Regions from separate parts of the Homo sapiens genome. Here all the other regions are linked to region 2. The links are chromatin contacts, found by Hi-C or POLR2A ChIA-PET in ENCODE. All regions are on one chromosome and are shown on one strand. The core of a region is the stretch at or near the end of the contact, and the rest is flanking DNA. Distances in the headings are between cores, read along the strand shown. Region 1 holds the start of RACGAP1 (Rac GTPase activating protein 1). Region 2 holds the start of TUBA1C (tubulin alpha 1c). Region 3 holds the start of BCDIN3D-AS1 (BCDIN3D antisense RNA 1). Region 4 overlaps NCKAP5L (NCK associated protein 5 like).

The links. Hi-C counts contacts between places; a loop is a spot of excess contacts on that map. ChIA-PET counts read pairs that join two places held with the same protein, here RNA polymerase II (POLR2A). Pooled maps may share reads with other maps.
Region 1: a pooled map shows a loop between it and region 2 (10-fold over the local background). The contact joins the promoter of RACGAP1 here to the promoter of TUBA1C in region 2. A Hi-C loop is called at or near these places in 6 of 50 pooled maps. POLR2A ChIA-PET finds 5 or more read pairs at or near these places in 4 of 52 experiments (CD4-positive, alpha-beta T cell, GM10248, activated CD8-positive, alpha-beta memory T cell and 1 more).
Region 3: a loop to region 2 is called in a map of naive thymus-derived CD4-positive, alpha-beta T cell, with 3 times the contacts of the local background. The contact joins the promoter of BCDIN3D-AS1 here to the promoter of TUBA1C in region 2. A Hi-C loop is called at or near these places in 1 of 168 maps with a recorded cell type or tissue (naive thymus-derived CD4-positive, alpha-beta T cell) and 8 of 50 pooled maps. POLR2A ChIA-PET finds 5 or more read pairs at or near these places in 6 of 52 experiments (B cell, GM10248, GM12878 and 3 more).
Region 4: a loop to region 2 is called in a map of HepG2, with 17 times the contacts of the local background. The contact joins the enhancer-like site here to the promoter of TUBA1C in region 2. A Hi-C loop is called at or near these places in 1 of 168 maps with a recorded cell type or tissue (HepG2) and 1 of 50 pooled maps. POLR2A ChIA-PET finds 5 or more read pairs at or near these places in 3 of 52 experiments (GM12878, WTC11 and activated CD8-positive, alpha-beta T cell).

What each region holds. Positions count from the first base shown.
Region 1 is chr12:50,024,085-50,027,201 of GRCh38, reverse strand. RACGAP1 (Rac GTPase activating protein 1) reads left to right here and starts at 1,708. Exons shown (of 17, transcript NM_001319999.2): 1 at 1,708-1,804. RefSeq lists an enhancer at 1,756-1,845.
Region 2 is chr12:49,263,649-49,266,889 of GRCh38, reverse strand. TUBA1C (tubulin alpha 1c) reads right to left here and starts at 1,808. Exons shown (of 4, transcript NM_032704.5): 1 at 1,706-1,808. The coding sequence starts at 1,708. RefSeq lists silencers at 1,179-1,392, 1,747-2,006, 2,047-2,486 and an enhancer at 1,457-1,616.
Region 3 is chr12:49,826,995-49,830,036 of GRCh38, reverse strand. BCDIN3D-AS1 (BCDIN3D antisense RNA 1) reads right to left here and starts at 1,494. Exons shown (of 3, transcript NR_027501.1): 1 at 1,293-1,494; 2 at 954-1,102. It overlaps NCKAP5L (NCK associated protein 5 like), which reads left to right and starts at 1,624. Exons shown (of 13, transcript NM_001037806.4): 1 at 1,624-1,715. RefSeq lists enhancers at 593-1,171, 1,172-1,750, 2,166-2,215 and a silencer at 1,496-1,905.
Region 4 is chr12:49,800,157-49,803,391 of GRCh38, reverse strand. NCKAP5L (NCK associated protein 5 like) reads left to right here. Exons shown (of 13, transcript NM_001037806.4): 4 at 227-295; 5 at 396-434; 6 at 1,425-1,544. Among named protein-coding and RNA genes, the nearest start is that of NCKAP5L, 27 kb to the left of the region's middle. RefSeq lists an enhancer at 1,535-2,035. Within about 2 kb of position 1,816, at least 4 of the 41 ENCODE cell types and tissues checked have a DNase peak (open chromatin) inside an H3K27ac peak, as active enhancers do.

The DNA of each region.
Region 1 (3,117 bases), core at 459-2,958, 760 kb before region 2:
TCTTTCTTCATCCCTTTCTTAATAATATTAATAATAATCTGTATTGCAGTTTACCAAGTATAAACTTTGATAGTGTACCACACTGTGTCTCAGTCGATCTGGGAATAAACCTGTGAGATAGAGATGGGATTATTATTTCTACATTATACTTGGAGGAAGTGAAGTACAGAAGTATTAAAAAGTGATAATATGGGTGGGTCAGCCGAACGCCTGCTATTGTTCAAGGCCAGGTGGAGTGCTACTGTCTGTAATCCCAGTGCTTTGGGAGGCTCAGGTGGGAGGATCACCTAAGGCCAGGAGTTCAAGACTAGCCTGGACAACATAGTGAGACCCTTCTCTACAAAAGATAAACAAACAAGCAAAAGAATTACCTTGATCATGTGCCTGTAGTCCTAGGTATGAGGGAGGATCCCTTGAGTGTAGGAGTTCATATTTGCAGTGAGCTATAATTGTGCCACTGCACTCCAGCCTGCGTGACAGAGTAAGACCCTGTCTCTAAAATAAAAGTGGAGTCAAATTTTCGGGTTACAAAATTTGTGATGTGATTTTTGGATAAAATACAATTTTATATATTTATGGTGATGTTTTGATGTATGTATACACTGTGGAATGACTAAATCAAGCGAATTAATATATCCATTACCTCACATACTTTATTGAGGTGTGTGGTGAGAGCATTTAAGATCTACTCTTAGCAATTTTCAAATGCATTATACTTTGTTATTAACTACAGTCACTGTGTTGTACAATAGATCTAAATTTTCCTCTAACTGAAATTTTATATCTCTTGACCAACATCTCCCTAATCTCCCTCCCCCAAATCTGTGATCTTTCTTTTCTTTTTTTTTTTTTAAATTAAGGACCAATGTGACAGTAAGTGATCTTTCCTTTAAACCACAGCGCTTCTTGTATGCTCCAGCCAGTATTTTTCCAAATTGCGGGTAGCCATGCGTTGTTGAGTAGTGAGTTCTGGGTACTTTGCATGTAGTAAGGATGAGCAGAGTTTTCATTACCCGGTTGCAACGTAAAATGTATTTCTCACTGTGGGTCCAGAGTTTTTAAAAAGCATGAAAGCTCCTGTGCTAGCACAATGCCAAGTTCTAAATAACGTTTATTAAATGGAATTATAGTATTTTATTTTCATTTTGTATTTATTTTTGTTTTCTAGAGCTATCGCCTCCATTCGTAGCTACTGGACAGTAGAGACCATACCATCTTTATTTTTCCGATTCCCAGTGGAGTGCTTGTGATGATGTGGGCTCATTCAATGTGTGTCAAATAAAAGTCTGAATGGATACATCAATGGAAGGGATAATATAGCTCAGTGAATGTGCTTGAAACTAACTGCTGTTCTAACTCCTGGTATTCTTCTGATTCTACTGTGAGAGCTGACATTGTTCAGTTAATCGTTTCCAAGGGCCCTAGTCCCGCAGACAGTGAGACCAAGAATAATTCGCATTCAGGAAGTACCACTTGCCCTTAGTCAATATGGCATCCTGAATGACTTCCGGAAAGGGCACCGCAAAAAAAAACAAAAAAAACCGAAAAACCGTTGACATTAGTCAAAATGGCCACCTTTGGCTTCGCTTTGTCAGAATGCGCATGCTCATTCCCGTTCCCGTCACCTCCGCGTGGCCCTGACGCGTACGTCACACCGTAGAGGGACGGCGCGGGAGGAATAAATTTCTCTGTGATTGGTTGGTGAAGGTTTTCAAACCGGAGCTGTGGGCGCGGCGCTGCTCTGCCGTTGGGTGAGGCGCGGAGCGAAGTGAAGGGTGGCCCAGGTGGGGCCAGGCTGACTGAAGTGAGTAGTGGGGGTGCCAGACCAGGTGCGTCTGCCGCTGGATTGTGATAGGAAGCAGAGTGTTCGTGTGGTGAGCCGTGGCCGCCGCGGGGGTCCGGGACAGCGGGACAGCGGGACAGGCTGGCAGCCACAGCCTCTCCACTCGGGCTTTTCTGGGGTGGGGGTCGTGGCAGGTCGAATGGACGCGGCCTGGGAGGGTCGGGGGCTTCTGTCTTGGCGCCGGGTTTTGTGGAAAGCCGGGGGCGTCTTTTTGAGGTGGTGGCTGGACCAGGGCAGGAGTCATCCTAAACAAGAGTCTCTCAGTCAGATACGAGTTTAAGAGTGGTTGGAGTGACACCCCATCGTTTTCGAAGGGAAGAGCCCTGGTGTTTGAGAGGCCCGGGCGGCCTGCAGTGGAGCCCCTCTACTTCGTGGGTCTCGTATGTCTAGGGAGGCAAGGCAAGGCAATGACATCTTGTCCTTCTCATCCTGATTCTTACCCTCAGTAACAACGAGGCCTTACTTGTACACTTTCACGTACATTTCTCTTCACAGGATTTCATCCGTAGGCCGAGAGGTGTGTGTCGGAAAGTGGGGGTAGGTGGGTAGATAAGCCCTTTTTTTTTTTAAGAAAGCATTATCTTTCTAATGTGTCGGGTAAATAAGCTTTCCGAGTTATTGTAGGTGTTTAGAGAAGGCGCCTTTCCTGTAGCTTAATCATTCAATAAGTATTTATCTTTTGGAGGGGACTTAAAAAAATTTTTGTATATTTAGGGGGTACAAGTGCAGATTTCTTACATGCATATATCGCGTCGTGGTGAGGTCTGGTCTCTTAGTGTCCCCATCACTCAAATAGTGAACATTGTACCCAATACGTAGTTTTTCAACCCTCAGCCCCCTCCACCTTCCCATCTTTTGTATTCTCCAGTGTGTATTATTCCACTCTGTATGTCTGTGTACCCATTGATTAGCTTTCACTTATAAGTGAGAACATGCGGTATTTGACATTCTGAGTTATTTCACTGAGGATAATGGCCTCCAGTTCTATCCATGTTGCTGCAAAAGACGTGATTTCATTCTTTTTTATGGCTGAGTAGTATTCTGTGGTGTATGTCTGTCTATATATTACATTTTCTTTATCCAATCCTTCGTTGATGAACACTTAGGTTGATACCGTATCTTTGCTACTGTAAATTCTGCTGTGATAAATATATCAATGCAGGGGTCTTTTTGATATACTGATTTCTTTTTTTTTTTTGAGACGGAGTCTCGCTGTGTCGCCCAGGCTGGAGTGCAGTGGCGCGATCTCGGCTCACTGCAAGCTCCGCCTCCCG
Region 2 (3,241 bases), core at 559-3,058:
ACATATACATGTATTTACATTTGATTTTTATATTTAAATTCATGTACGTATTTTTGAGATAAGGTCTCGCTGGAGTGCAGTGGTGCGATCTGGGCTCACTGCAGCTTCCACCTCCCGGGATCAAAAGATCCTCCCACCCCTGCCTCCCGAGAAGCTGGGACTACAGGCACGCACCACGACGCCCAGATAATTTTTGTATTTTTAGTATAGACGGAGTTTCACCGTGTTGCCCAGGCTGGTCTCGACCTCCTGAGCTCAAGCGGTCCTCCCGCCTCGGACTCCCAAAGTGCTGGGATTACAACCATAAGCCATCGCGCCCGGCCTAAGATAGTTGTTTTCAATACTTCTGGAAGCTTTATAGAAAACACTCAAGTTACGTATAATTTCACGTTTCTTGAAAACTGAACTAAGAACACGTGGTACTAGTTTACTCTGGGGTTTGCGGGTTTTTTTTTGTTTTTGGACGGAGTCTTGCTCTGTCGCCCAGGCTGGAGTGCAGTGGCGCGATCTCGGCTCACTGCAAGCTCCGCCTCCCGGGTTCACGCCATTCTCCTGCCTCAGCCTCCCGAGTAGCTGAGACTACAAGCGCCTGCCACCACGCCCAGCTAATTTTTTTTTTTTTTTTTTTAGTAGAGACGGGGTTTCACCGTGTTAGCCAGGATGGTCTCGATTTCCTGATCTCGTGATCCACCAGCCTCAGCCTCCCAAAGTGCTGGGATTACAGGCGTGAGCCACCGCGCCGGGCCGGGTTTGCGTTTTTTTGAGACAGTTTCGCTCTGTCGTCCAGACTGGAGTGCAGTAGCGCGATCTCGGCTCAGGGAAACCTACGCCTCCTGGGTTCAAGCGATTTTCCTGCCTCAGCCTCCCGAGTAGCTGGGATTACCGGCGCGCGCCACCACGCCCAGCGTTTTTTTTTGTTTTTTTTTTTTTTTAAAGTAGAGACGGGGTTTCACCATGTTCGCCAGGTTTGTCTCGAACAAGTGCTGGGATTACAGGCGTGAGCCACTGCGCCGGGCCAACTCTGGTTTTATAAGAAAATATCCTTTTGTGGACGTGTTTTTAAACCCGGCTTAAGTAGAAAGCTTCAGCTATAAACCTACCACTAGATTAACACCAGAAATGCAGGATTAGGCAACGTGAAAGTTAATTATTCCCTTCCAAGGAGGTGCCTGCCTCCATTCTCAAGTGGACTGGCGCAGTTGGAAGCTCTCCCCAGGGCAGGGCCACAGGTGACTCAGCAGCGAGTCACTGGGCGCTGGAGAGGGGGAGCCAGGAAGTGCTGCACCGTCGGTGCGGGAGCGCACGAGGGCCTCCGGGGCCCAGTTTGTAAGGCAGTAGGAAGGAGAGGTCGCTTGAGAAAACGTGGGGAGGGATTTTTAGTTTAAGTTCTTGGAGGCCAATGAGCAGGCTCCCTGACCTTCCTCCCTAGGGCAGTAGCGGGCCCTGCGGGGAAAGCCCTCACTAGGATCAAGAGGGCTTTCCATTTCCACTGATGGCCGCACCCGGGCCAGGTTTTCCGGCCCGAACTGGTGTCTGCCAAGTGAACTCGACCTTCCAGCCCGGCCGCCACAAGCCAGGTTAACCGGAGGGGCCCGGGGTAGTCTGGAGCTGTCCTGGGCGCGGCCCGAGGTGCAGGCAGTAGTTTCCGGGCCCGCCGTCCCCTGGGACGCGCACTCTTCCCCAGCCCCGAGGGAACCCCACTCACCATGACTAGAACTTGAAGGGGTCTGCGGCGGTGAAGGAGGCGAAGGGACGGCAACAAGGATCTCCCACTAACAGACTACCAAGGAGTCCGGGGGAGAAGTAGTGAAAGGGTGGCCGGCCCCGAAGGGCCTTATATACCCGGTCCCCGGCCACGTGTCGGGAGGGCGGGCCCCAGACCCCGCCCCGTGCCGCTGCGGCCCCACCTTCGAGCCCTGGCCTGCGCCCGGCCGCACCCGCGGAGTGGGGGCGCGCGGCGCTGATTGGCGGATTCAAAAGTTCAAACCAAACTCGTCGGAAGGAGCCAGGAGCAGGAAGAGGAGGAAGGGGAGGAAGGGGAGGAAGGGGAGGAAGGGGAGGAAGGGGAGGAAGGGGAGGAAGGGGAGGAAGGGCAGGAAGGGCTCTGGGGCTGGAGAATGGGCCGGGACAGGGACAGAGGTGTCCACTGGGAGGAGGGAGCAGGCCGGACGTCTGCCCCGTCCCCGGTGGGTGCGGGGGCGTCAGGTGGGCAAAACCCCAGCGAGGGGAAGCTCCAGGTAAGAGGGCGACCGCGCCCAGGAGGGAAGCCCTTACTGCACCGCCCCGGCCTCGCCCCCGGTCCCCGCGGCTGCGCTCCCTACGCCGCCGGGGAGGCGCCGACGCCGGGACCAGGCTGCGGGTTCCGCCTCGGAGTCCTGGCTGCCGGGCACCCCGGCTGGGCCCGCGGGCGCCCGCTCCCCTCGCCGCTGAGGGCTGTCCAGAGAGAGGGCTTGCTCCCCACTCTAGGTCTGAATCACCACGAACGCGCCTTAAACTCTATTCCCACCTTTTTGGTTGCTTTTCCTTACGTCCTCTTTAAATGAGCCTTTGGCTTCTAACAGTCTCCTCCCGATAGGCGCAAAAGCAGTTTTTTCAGTTCATTAGGATAATGAATAGCTTACATTTTTTGATTGCTAACTATGCAGAGTAGTTGGCTTTTTTTTTTTTTTTGAGACGGAGTCTCGTTCTGTCACCCAGGCTGGAGTGCAGTGGCGCGATCTCAGCTCACTGCAACCTCTGCCTCCCGGGTTCAAGCGATTCTCCTGCCTCAGCCTCCTGAGTAGCCGAGACTACAGGCGCGTGCCACCACACCTGGCTAAATTTTTGTATTTTTAGTAGAGACGGGGTTTCACAGTGTTAGCTAGGATGGTCTCGATCTCTTGACCTCGTGATCCGCCCGCCTCGGCCTCCCAAAGTGCTGGGAATACAGGCGTGAGCCACCGCGCCTGGCCGAGTAGTTGGCTTTTCATATCACATGATCACATTTCATCCATATGACAAACTCTATGAATTATTATCCCTAGTTTACAGATGAGGAAAGTAGAGCTCCGAGGAATTAAACCCTTCAACACTAACTTGTACTGCGTCATACTAAATGTGCCTCTCTGACCATCTCTGCCAAGGTTTCTCAGAAGCGCCTTTTATTTCTGTTGTTTTTGTTTCTCTGCAACTCTATCATGTTATCTTAGCTCATGAATTCCTTGACCATCTCTGGGAGATACAGAGTTTATGGAAATATTGA
Region 3 (3,042 bases), core at 245-2,744, 560 kb before region 2:
TCACCTGAGGTCAGGAGTTCGAGACCAGCCTGGCCAACATGGTGAAGCCTCCGTCTCTACTAAAAATACAAAAATTAGCCAGGTGTGGTGGTGCACTCTTATAATACCAGCTACTTGGGAGGCTGAGGCAGGAGAATCACCTGAAATCAGGAGGTGGAGGTTGCAGTGAGCAGAGATTGTGCCACTGCACTCCGTCCAACCTGGGACAGAGTGAGACTCCATCTCAGAGAAAAGAAAAGAATAAAATATTTTTTAAGCAAAAAAATGAGAAAGCTGGTGGGGGTACCCATCAAGACATCTTTTAGGTTCCAGTAATAGCTGTCCTTGGGCACTCTTTTCATCAAACTACCTCTATGCTCAAGAACCCAAAATGACTTCTTTATCTTATGTCTTGTCACATCCATATCCTTATTCTGCTCTCCTCCATAAGAAACCTCCTCCATTAATTTCTCCCACTTCCCAACGTACCACGGTGATCTGCTCACGGTCCCACGCAGATAATTTGCTCTTTCCTATCTGAATCTCCTTGTGGCCTTTACCCTGCCTGGACCCTACTCAAGCTCTCTCTGCCCTTCAAATTCCGTATTTAAATAAACCTCCTTCAGAAAAGAACTCTTAATCCTAGCCAATCTGAGCACCCTAACTTGCCTTACTTTTTATGTTCCTTTATTGGACTAATATGATACTCTAAGCTGCATCCTTTGTATACTCGCAACAAAAGAAATTTTAATGAAGTAGGCGGAGACTGTACCTAGGGATTCCTTCGTATTTCCCTGCAGAACCCAGGTGAGAACCTACATTTCTGGGGCAGTCACTACAATGCAGGCTGTGAGGGTTATACGGTATTTAGGCAAGGGCAAATAGGTGTTTAATTAAGGACTAATGGGAATGATATTGAAGCTCTGAGGCTCTGCAGGGGCCTGGATGGGCTGTTTGCTTTTCCTCATCCTCACCGAGATAGCAAGTGGTTGAGAACAAGGTTGCATCCTTTTTCTGCCCAGCCTTCCCCGCAAACCAGTGAGGAAACGACCAGCACTGCCGTCTGATGAGAGGAGCCTGTTGCTGTAACTGTTTTCCAGATTACTGGGGGGACGACCCCATCCTGGAGAAGGAAGAGAGAGGCGGGAGCATTTAAGGCCAAAGAGGCACTCAAGCCTTTCCCCCATGGATTTACACCCAACACGTATGCAGAAAAGCAAATTACAAACACCGACGCTCACAACCACACATACACGTGCACGCCCAGCCCCACAGAAGCAAACGCGCATGCCTGTGGGCCCGCGCGCACCTACTTAGTTTTCTCTGTTCTAGACGCCCTCATTCCACCCCCGCTCGGCCCAGCCCGGCGTCCTCTACCCAGGCACGGCTGAGGTTTACCAAGCCCGGCCCGGCCTGGAGAAAGTGTTTCTATAAGGGGGAAGGGAGGTCCTTCCCACCAAAGCGGAAGCGGCGCGCGCCGGCCGGGCAGACTTAGCTCGCGTCCTGGGAACATCTGGAGGGGGCTGGGAGGGGCGCGCATCCAGGCTGAACGTGGATTGGCTGCTAGGGAGGAGGGAGGCGGGGTCAGGGCCAGGGGCGGGGCTCCCCGGCCCCTTTAAAGCCTTGACATCAGGAGGCGGCTCCGGCACCCCCCTTTCTCTGCCCCCCGCCCCCAAGCCGCGGCCATGGACCTGGCGGATCCGGCCTGCCCTGGCCCAGCTCAACACCTGATTTCGGTGAGTTCTGGGTCTACTTGGGATTGAAAGGGCGGCGAGTGCGGGGGGGCGATCTGTAGCTCCGGGCCGGGGGGAGTGGGGTGTGGAGGGTAAGGCTCTCGTGGCAGTACAGAGTCGGAGAGGGCGTCGCGGCTTCCTGCCCAAACCCTGCTGCCCGCCCCTCCGTCCCTCCCTCCAGCCGCACCCTCCTCGGGGGTCCGGCTGCGACTCTGTGCACCCCCACCCCACCCCCTCCCGCCCCCCGCGCCATCCTCGCGCACACTCCGTGGCCCCGGAAGGGAAACTTTCGGGAGTGGGGGATGTTCCGGGGGCCGGGCTCCCCTCCCTCTTTGAAAGCACTGACCTTGCCCCAGCTGCTCACCCCACCCAACCCGCATCCCACCGTCCGGGTGCCGCTTAGCGGTGCCGGGTTATTGCGGGGGGAGGGGCTCTCTCCCCAAAGCGCAGGCGCGGAGACGAGCCTGGGGCTCCCTTTCGCACTCCTTCCCATTCCCCGTGGCCTGGGGCGGTAGGGCCTGGGGAAGGCGGGGAGAGGCGGAAAGACCGGGTCTCCTAGAGAACAGCCCCTTCAAAGGCTTTGAGGGGCTGCGGGAAGGAGGAAGGACCTGGTGGGCTGCACGCTGAAGAGAAGCTAAGGGAGGGAGAAGGGTTGGTTGGGCAGGGAGCAGGGACAGGGCAGCGTCTGCAGAAAAGGCCCTCTGGGTGCTGGCTGCGGTGCCAGAAGAATGCAGAGAATTCATCTGTGCCCGACGCTTCCCTGGCTTAGCCCAACTAAGAAAGCGGCTGCCCGGATCCTAGCTCCCCTCTCCCTGTCCTGGGCCCAAGGTCCCGCGTTATCTCCAGTCCTGGCACGGCCCCAAGGGCACAGAGGGCCCTCACCTCCCACAGGCCTGGTTTTCCAGGCATCCCAGGGCTGGATCAGCTGAGTCCACTTAGTCTGTCCAGCTGCTACTTCTTAAAGGCCTGCCTTGCTGAGGAGCTGGGGGTCTTGGGCTAAGGAGTTCTCTGGCTGTAGAGGCAATCCCTCCCTCCCACTTCTCCGCGTCTGTCATGGGTCCTCCTTCTTAAGCACAATGGTCAGCCAGAGGAAGTGGCCCGGGCAGGGGTGGCCTGGGGAGCAGTAGAAAGAGTGTCAATGCCTTACCGTTTTGTGGTCAGTACTTTCGGGGAAAATGAACATAGCCCATTTGCCTTGTTGCAGACCCTCCCTTGCAGACATTACGCCATCTGGCTCTCTGAGACTCCTTGTGTGATAGGAAAATTCACTTCTCAAATTGGTCCCCCCATCTTCCTAAAAACAACCTGGGATTAGTGGGTTTCCTATCCC
Region 4 (3,235 bases), core at 567-3,066, 540 kb before region 2:
CTGAGGTCGGGGTTTATAGAAAACCATCCCAGGTCAGCCCTGCCCTCCTGCTGCCCTTGGCCTCTGCAGGATTCCTCATATGAGAATCTGCTCACAGCCAAGAGCTGGAGTGGGGGTATAGTTAGCACCCCTGTAGTTGCCTCCCCTTTCCCAAAAGGAATGTGCCCTGGGGGAAGAATAATCCCCAAAGCCACCTTTTTGCCCTCTTCCTCCCTCACTCCTGCAGGCAGAGAACTCGGCACTTGCCCAGGCCAACGAAAACCAGCGGGAGACTTATGAGCGCTGTCTGGACGAGGTCTGTGGGTCTGTAGTGGGACTGGGGGGATGTGGCTCATCTGCTCCTGGCAGAAGCTGGGGTCAGCTGATGGCTCTGCCTCGGGGCTTTCTGTCCCCAGGTTGCCAACCATGTGGTACAGGCGTTGCTGAACCAGAAGGTGAGTAACCCAGACACCCTGGGGAGAAGCCCTGGGCACAGCAGATGAGACCCTTCCTGGAGACTAAGGGCTTGGAGGACATGGGCTGTTGCCCTCCAGTGATTCCCCGTCTTTCCGCCTTGGGCGGGTCCATTCTGTTCTACCTAGAGACAGAGGTGGGACTAGGTAAGGCCAGGTCTCTGAGCAGTGGTCACTGATTTGAGCATGACTTCTTCCCTTACCCTGTCCCCAGCTGGCTTTTCCAGGTTGTGATAGCCCTTAAAGCAGTGTTGATGTTGTGAGCCTAAATGGCATCTGAATATTTACTCACCTATGGTGGATAACTTCTTGACATTGGGGCCACTTTAACTCCAAGGCCTTGCTCTGTCTTATATAGGCCCTTTTTTGATGTGTGGTTTCTAAGAGGCAGAGGGCCAGGCGCGGTGGCTCACGCCTGCAATCCCAGCACTTTGGGAGGCCGAGGTGGGCAGATCACGAGGTCAAGAGATCAAGACTATCCTGGCCAACATGGTGAAACCCCGTCTCTACTAAAAATAAAAAAATTAGCTGGGCATGGTGGTGCACTCCTGTAGTCCCAGCTACTAGGAAGGCTGAGGCAGGAGAATCGCTTGAACCCAGGTTGTGGAGGTTGTAGTGAGCCGAGATTGCACCACTGCACTCCAGCCTGGCGACAAAGTGAGACTCCGTCTCAAAAAAAAAAGAAAAAAAGAGGCGGGGGGTCGATTCTAGGGATGAGAAAGATAACAAAGAGAATAGGATTTACCTCCCACCAGGGGTGATAAACTTTAGAGAATTTACCATCCCTAGAAGATGCTATAGCTACCAACATCGGCAGGCTTAGATTCCTCATAGAAGGAGGTTGCAGCGGAAGTGTGTGCCCAGAAGGGTCCTGGGGCCTCCAGACAGATGCCGCTGCTCTGATGAAGAGCACTGTGACACTCTCCCACCATCCTCACCTCTTCTTCCTGCACTTCCCGGGGTGGGCGGCAGGACCTGCGAGAGGAGTGCATCAAGCTGAAGAAGAGAGTGTTTGACCTGGAACGGCAGAACCAGATGCTGAGTGCCCTGTTTCAGCAGAAACTCCAGCTCACGACAGGCTCGCTCCCTCAGGTAGGCATCTGCGCTCCTTTCACTCCCATCGCACTGCCTCCTGCCTCCTCGGCTCCATCGGCCCCATCACTGTCTTCTCACGTGCCCCTAGGGAAGCAGGCCATCAGCTGTCCACCTTCCATTCTGGGGGTATGGAAACTACCCAAGTCCCCTGGGTTTGGCCGTTCCCTCCTCCCAGTGCTCCCCACCAGCGGGAGGGTGTCCCTTCTTGTTGACAGAGCTTTGCACTTGCTCCTGCCTTGGGTGGGGAGATGGGTGGAGTCTGCAGATGCAATTATTTCAAGCTTCCAAGAGGCTTATTTGGCCACTGACACAGCCTCTTCTTGGCCGGGCACAGGGGTAGGGCTGGGTGTTAGGCAGCCTAGGGTATGGTGTCACAGAGAGGTCAGGAAAGACATTTCGGTTCTGATAACTGTTCACAGACAGTCTCTGCTGGGAGCCCTGACACCTCCCTTCCCCAGGAGAAGCAGGAGGCTATTGGGAGTGACTCCTGGGCTGAGTTAAGGTGTCACTTGAGGTTACTCTGTGAGGAACCCCCAAGGATGGGGTAAGACATGGGGGTGGGAGGATCAGGAGCAGCTCCAGATGCCTGAGGTGAGCAGCAGGTTGTTTCTGAGGTTAGCCAGCCCCTTCCCCTCACTTTGACAAGAAGAGAAGCACTTTTCTGTGTGTGTGTATGGGGGAGGGGGGTGTGCGTGTTTGTGTCTGTCTGAGGCAAACTGGGCAGCTCTTGGCCCCCAGCCCCTGAGCAGGCAGCCCCTCTGCTCACTGGTAGCTTGGCCCTTGCAGAGGCGGCCCCTTGTCACCATGGCCACTCTGGAGCCCCCGTCTCGCCAGGTTGGCACAGAGCTGGGTCAGAGTCCACAGCAGTGACTCTGCAGTTCTCCTTGCCCTAGATCTGTCCCTGTGGCAGGGTTCACCCTGGAATCCCCGGAGGCCCAACCACAGCAGCTCAGCCCACCCCAGCACACTCTTCTCAATGACTGCTGATAACAGAGGGGTCGAGTGTCCTTAAATCATTTACTTTTTACCTAAATGAATTCTGGAACCTCATGGGGTTTGGGCCAATAGATTTATCTTCCCCAGAGGTAACATGACATAATGGAAAGAGCACGAAGCTTGGCCTCGGATAAACTTGGGTTGGATCCCTAACTTAGCTACTTCTTAGCTGTGTGACCTGGGGCAAATTACTAAGGTTTACAGACTATAGTTTTTTCTTTACAGATAAGGATAAAAATACCCATATTGCAGTTGACGTGAAGATTCAATGAGATGATGTGTCGCGCTTGGCCCACAGTAGATAGTCAGTCAGTGGCAGCTGTTTATGATGTGATTCCCAGCTTGTGCTTTGCTAGGGTGAAAGCCCCTTTGCACAAATGCCAATTAAGCTCTTACTGTGAGCAGTGCCTTTGACAACACGTATGGAATTGGACTGCATCACAAGGCCCTGTCTAAGGGCTGAGGCCTCTGCAGGCCAACAGGAGCCCAGGACCCTGGGACTGTTGGGAGCTCAGGGAGGTAGAGACGCCATGCCACAAGGCAGAGTGTGACAGTGCCGTCAAAGAACCCAGGGGACAGTGTGGGGAGGCCATCAGAGAAGGATGGAAATGACAGTGGAACTGGGCCTTAATGGATGGATGGAAGATTTTTTTGAGATGGAGTTTCACTCTTGTTGCCCAGGCTGGAGTGCA